2 separate regions of the Homo sapiens genome follow, and region 2 is linked to region 1. Evidence: chromatin loops called from intact Hi-C (ENCODE). Cell type or tissue: sigmoid colon. All regions are shown on one strand. Links, peaks and the distances in the headings refer to the core of each region. The heading gives the core; the rest is flanking DNA.

What was found. Hi-C counts contacts between places; a loop is a spot of excess contacts. Peaks named below come from ENCODE experiments on the same cell type or tissue, not always from the same donor. Only the 100,000 strongest peaks of a DNase experiment are listed, where the experiment ranks them.
Region 2: it touches region 1 in a loop (2.1-fold over the local background); 1 of 110 quality-filtered maps calls a loop at or near these places.

What each region holds. Positions count from the first base shown.
Region 1 is chr2:207,084,624-207,087,534 of GRCh38, forward strand. All of the region lies in intron 3 of KLF7 (KLF transcription factor 7), which reads right to left. Among named protein-coding and RNA genes, the nearest start is that of MIR2355, 24 kb to the right of the region's middle. In sigmoid colon, for the core only: no CTCF peak of the experiment used is centred there; a DNase peak (open chromatin) is centred at 1,688.
Region 2 is chr2:207,229,176-207,232,086 of GRCh38, forward strand. All of the region lies in intron 3 of MYOSLID-AS1 (MYOSLID antisense RNA 1), which reads right to left. Among named protein-coding and RNA genes, the nearest start is that of MYOSLID, 9.2 kb to the right of the region's middle. In sigmoid colon, for the core only: a CTCF peak has its summit at 1,227; no DNase peak of the experiment used is centred there.

The DNA of each region.
Region 1 (2,911 bases), core at 320-2,819:
AGTCATGATTAACTTATACTTATTAATTTATACTTACTGAATTCCACATAGGAATAGTAAAAGGTAATAGATAAACTTGGCATCTAGAAGTGCAGAATCAAATAATTTTAAGAGTAATATACCCCTAGAGGGTATTTATAACTTTACAGCAGCCAGGTGACCTTAAATAAGAAGGTCCTTAATTACTGAAATTTGTACATAATGGAGAACTAGTCAACCCCACAGTCATTTCTCTCGTTTATGAAAAAGGCACACTAGGCCAGGCGTCGTGGCTCGCGCCTGTAATCCCAGCACTTTGGGAGGCTGAGGTGGGTGGATCACTTGAGGTCAGGAGTTCAAGACCAGCCTGACCAACATGGCAAAACTCTGTCTTTACTAAAACTACAAAATTAGCCAGGCATGGTGGCAGGTACCTGTAATCCCAGCTTCTTAGGAGGCTGAGGCAGGAGAATCGCCTGAACCCCGGAGGCAGAGGTTGCAGTGAGCCGAGATCGCACCACTGCACTCCAGCCTGGGCAACAAAGCCAGACTGTCTCAAATGAAAAAAAAAAAAAAAAAAAAAAAAAAAAAGGCACACTAACGTCACATAGGGATTAAGTCAACAGCAATCTCCTAGGTGACCAAGAGGCTAAGATACGGGCTGGTATTTCTTACCACTTATAAGTGGGCTGACATAAAGATCAAAATGCACCCTCTAAACTGCCCAAGAACTGGAATGTACTATGCTAGTAGCTGTCTCCCTGGATTATAACTGCACTGAGTCAGTCGGTAGAATGAGGGCCTGCATGTTACCACTGATGGAAACTGAGCCCTATCTACCACCATCAGCAGCCTCCAACTCTGTGGGTTGAAAAACCACTTATCCCTCTAGCCACTGGTCACTCAGGGGGGCTGCACTGTCCAGTCAGATGGTGAAGAAATGGCACTACTACTGTGCTTTCTTTCCTAACCCAAACATGAAGCCAGAAGTCACAAAACCCAGTGTCTGCAAGGCCAGGCAGATAAAGTATGTGCCGTGGGTCAAGTGTAAGAAACACAGCACTCTTGGGCTATCTGTTTCCACTTCCGATAAGGCATGGATACAAAGAAGTATAGCTCTTCTTGTAAGAAGAAACAACAGAAAGCGGGACAATACTTGGCAACCAATGGCTTGCCTTTGAGTTGTGGAGCCACAGGGAGTGATGGGAACAGTGGAAACATAGTCATCACATGGCTATGGCAAATGGGTAATGATTGCTCTTCAGCTACATCCAATTACAGCCACATGGGAATGTGAGCCCACTGTGGCCAGATCTGATTTTTCCAGACAAAGCCAGAAATACAAACTTTTTTGTGTGACATTTAACGATTTTAAATGTTGGCCAAAAAAAAAAAAAAAACCAAACCAAAAACGTCATGAATTTTTTAAAACTACCCTATAGGCAAAATAAAAGCATACGTTAGACTTGGTACATGCTTAAGGAAAGGAAGTCTAAACCCTACTTAACTTCTAAATAGGGCAGTGTAATTGTTCAAATTTTAAGAGACAAGAGGTGGTGCACTCATATATACTGCGGTACCAACAGGATGCCATGTCCTGCCAAGGGCTACAGATGCCCTCTGTTTCTGAAGGTAAACATCTTCTAAGGAATGCCAACTCCCGGTCACTCCAGGCTTTCCTTTCATCTGCTTTGGGACCACTCCAGTTCCCCATGTTGCCTCCCAGGCCTGGCTATTCTTAGCACAGTCACCGTAATTGAAACGCCAAGGTGCTGCCTGTCATGAGACACTAATGGGAATACAAACTCTCATTTATGATGCTGTCGAAAATGCACTATTGGCCTGTGTCGCGGGACGCTGATCTACTCAATCTCCCACAAATACCATGTTGCAGAATTTGTACCATCTGCTCAGCAAATTTCTAGCTCCAGAAACTGTAGTGTATTTTAAAGAAGAAAACAAAGCAAAAGACTAACCAAATCACCCATCTCTGACATCTCTTTCAGTGAAATAACCAATCGGTTTGGAACATTTCTCCACGTAAATCATACAAAAGACCAGATTAAATCCAAATACATCAACTGCTGGAAGGTTGTAAATCAATAAGTCAGTTGATTTGAAGAGTGGAATACTAACTTTGGCAATTTCCCCATAAGAACTCTTTGTCCACATCCAATAATTACGGCTACCCATAATGCTCACAATCTCCAAGTAACAGCCTCCACACCCTTCAGAGCTGGGCAACTTGTGTGTACACGCTACCATCACACTCTGACCACTCACAAAGAATTCACCTTGGTCCCAGTTGATGTAACAGAACACTCTCCTTCAAAAGACTATGGACAGAGAGTCACCATCTGCAGGGCTTCTTTATTAGCCAGAGTGAGAGAGGCACAAAGCAGAGAAACTTGAGATGGAAATAGAAGGAAGATGGGGAATAAGGAGAAACTCTCCTGGAGCATACTCTGTAGAAGACAGCTGCTGATTCATGTAAATACAGGAGGACTTCTAGGTAATGGATGGAAATGTAATAATAACTTGTATTCTTGGGTAGCAGAACAGAGTTCCAAGGGAATGGGAGACAATAACTGCATAAAGTACACTTCCTCAGCCCTGGAGTGGGAGGTTATCTCTGGGCTCCAGGACGCATGGGGTCTTTATTTAGTACTTAGAGAATGAAGATAAGAGGAAAATAGCTTCCCAGGAAGAAGGAAAAAAAAAGGAAGAAAAACATAACTGCTCCTTTATAAGCATCCTAAGGGAGCACTAAGCCAACGTGACCAGTCTGGACACCCCTTCCCTATTCACCAAACACTACTACAGAGGAAGCCCTGGTGAGGGGGAGGTGTGGGACACAGGGACTGGGGGAGACAGGATGCAAAAGCGATCCCATTTCCTCCCAAGAAAAGCCAGGCCCCTGCTGCCATCCTGC
Region 2 (2,911 bases), core at 153-2,652, 140 kb after region 1:
TGTAGCCCAAAGCACCTAACTGATAGAGTTACCTAAAAGCAGGCCCCGAGAAAGGGTGTGAAATGACTTCTTCTTCTCAGCGTTGGCCCTGCCTACCCCACTGCTACTCACCTGACTTACTTATCTCCTGCTCCTCTCCCCAGATGCTCCAGGAAAGGCCAACCTGGACGTCATCCTGCCTCATTTCCTGGCCCCTGCAATCACTACTCCTTCTACTGGAAAATTCCTCCCCAGTCTTCCCAAGGCTGCTTTCTTCTCTCCACTGACTTCATCTTGTCAGAGAGAAGTCCCCTGAGCACCCAACTTTGAGTGGCCACCCAGCAACTCTGTCTCAGTCACAATTTCCTTCATAGAAGTTATGACTCTATATAAATATCTTCATTGTTTGTTTAATGTCTCTGCACTTGACAGTTTGTTTGTCTTACCCAGAACATTACTTGGCTCGTAGCAAAATTCTAGACATTGGTGGGCACCAGAATCCCCTGCAGTGTTTTTTTTAGGAGTTTCAGGGGGTCCTTCTCCTCCTCTTTTTCCACCCGCTACTTCTTCTCTTCCTTCTCTCCTCCTCTTCCTTTCTCTTCTTTCTTTCCTCCTTCATCTGCTCCTCCTTCAAATCTGAGTGATGCCCTTTGTGCCTCCATTGATGGTGTAGAAGACCTATGTCCCATACTATTCTTTACAAATCGTTAGAATCACGGTTAAAGTCCAAAAGCTGAAATCTCAGTTTGATCATCTCCAGTAAGGCTTGATTTTTAGGTATCATTCTAAACGGGGATTCTGTGATGGAATGACAATGTGAGGCTGTTTCTAAGCTTCTTGTGTTCGTTTTACTGTATCGCTATGGTGGTTTTTAGTCTTTCAGACATTTTAATCTATGCTTAATTATGCTCATTCCCAGAGGTTCCTTAAAAGCAAATGGCACAATTTCTAAAAAATCAAATAAATAATACACATGAGGCCTGCTAGGACTTGATAGGAGCCCATCTGAGCAGTTGAAGGAATGGCGGCCATCAGAGGGCCTGAGAACAAGGGTTTAGAGAATCATCGCCTTCCCTTTCAGCATTCACAGCCACTCAAGACAAATCTCCGAAACCTGGGGAGATAGAGTCTTTGCCAACTCTGTGCCCTAGCCTCTCCTCTCAAATTGGAATTGAGTCTGCTAAAATGGATTGGTTTTTGTGATCACTTTACCAAGAAGGATAACTGTAATTCATCTTTCTTCCAAAGGGGGCAACATGGAGTCCATCCCGGAGCACTGGGGAAAGGGACCCAGAGGCTGTCCTGCCACTCTGCACTAACAACAAGGAACAGTGTAAGGTTGGGGCATTGATGTCCCTTTCTAGGGCACCTGGAGCTCTTTTGGCTTGCGAATGGACATCTGCTGATTTTGCCTGTCTGGGACCTGGTCACTCTCTGCCACACTTTGGATCTTCCCTTGTGGCGGGCAGTCAAAGGGACCATCAGTTAAGGTTCCACACTCTTATCTAGCCAAGAGGTTGGAATGAAGCCCAAGCTGGGTCAGTCAGATTCGCATAGGAATTTTAACCTTGAACAGGAAAAGGAAAGAAATTGAAGATGACGTGAAACACTGGTACTTCCCTAAAGAGACTATTACTTCCTGCTACTTAAATTCTCTAGTTCCAGTACTTTCTGATACTTGATTTTCAGCATTGGCTTTTGCTAAATGACTACTACATATCCTTCAATTAACTCCTCTTTTCCCTTGTGAGTTGACAGAGTAAAATCTGTAACTTACAACAAAATGACTAAATTATAGACTTCTTAAGCAATGCAGTCCAGAGTTTGACACCTGCTCCCACCACTGAGGCCTCAGAATATGTTTATGTTATATGTCCTTGACTAACTCAGGTATTAACAAAAATAATGCCCAAACAATTATCTCTCATCCCCACCCCCCAAAAAAATCTGGGTCACTTCTCCCTCTGATTTGCCATGTAATTCTCAAGTAGACAACACAAATAGCAGTTGCAGAGGCTAAGGGGAAAAAAGTGTTAAAAAAAAAAAAAACTTATCTGTCTTAAAAGTCATGAATGAAATAAAGGAAACTGTGTTCATAGCACCTGACTCACATGATTACTGTGGGTGAGCCATCAATATGTAGATAGAAAGAAAATAATTGGCATAAGCTCCTTGAAATTTCTGCCTACAGCCTCCCCAAGGAGGCCTTGGGGAGAATTCAGATAGCATTTGAACAGCCAGGGTTCAGTAATGAGAACTGACATTCTAGTGTGTAGTACAAAAGGCACTTCCCTCCCGGAACCACGAAAAGTACTTTAATCAGCCAAAACGTTGCTACTGTTAAAAAAAAAGAAAAAGAAAAAAAAGGAGGGGGAGGGGATAAAACAGCCCCCTCGTTTATTGTTTCTCCACCACTGCTATGCCCAACTCCTACTGAATGGACGAGCCCCTTTGGCATCATCTTATGCCTACCTCATTAATGCCACTTGCTCACTGCTATGCCAGAAAACCCAGCTGATTCACAGGAAACCCTGAGCTGAAGGTTGCCTGGGTTTTGAGTTGCTTATGCACACAATTCACACTCCATGTGTCAGAAGCCCCCTCCATTCTGCAAATCACTCAGTGAGCCTGAAAAGTGGGAAACTGGCTTTGTACTGTCTCTGGCTCCCCCCTGAACAGTCAAACCCCAGGATGCCCACAAAATATTTGATTCCTTGTAAACTCAAAACAACCATCACAAAGAAGGAGAAAAGGTCAAATCCTCAAGTGAGGCACCCAGAGTGAACAGCCTGAGATATTGGAAAAGGTAAGCTGAGAAAATACTCAGACTCCTCTAGCAGAAGCTAAAGATAAAACATGGCTTGCTTCGTGCCCAAGGCAGACATTGAGCAGATTCCATTCTGAGAAGTTCATTGGAGGGTGAGGTCTCCTT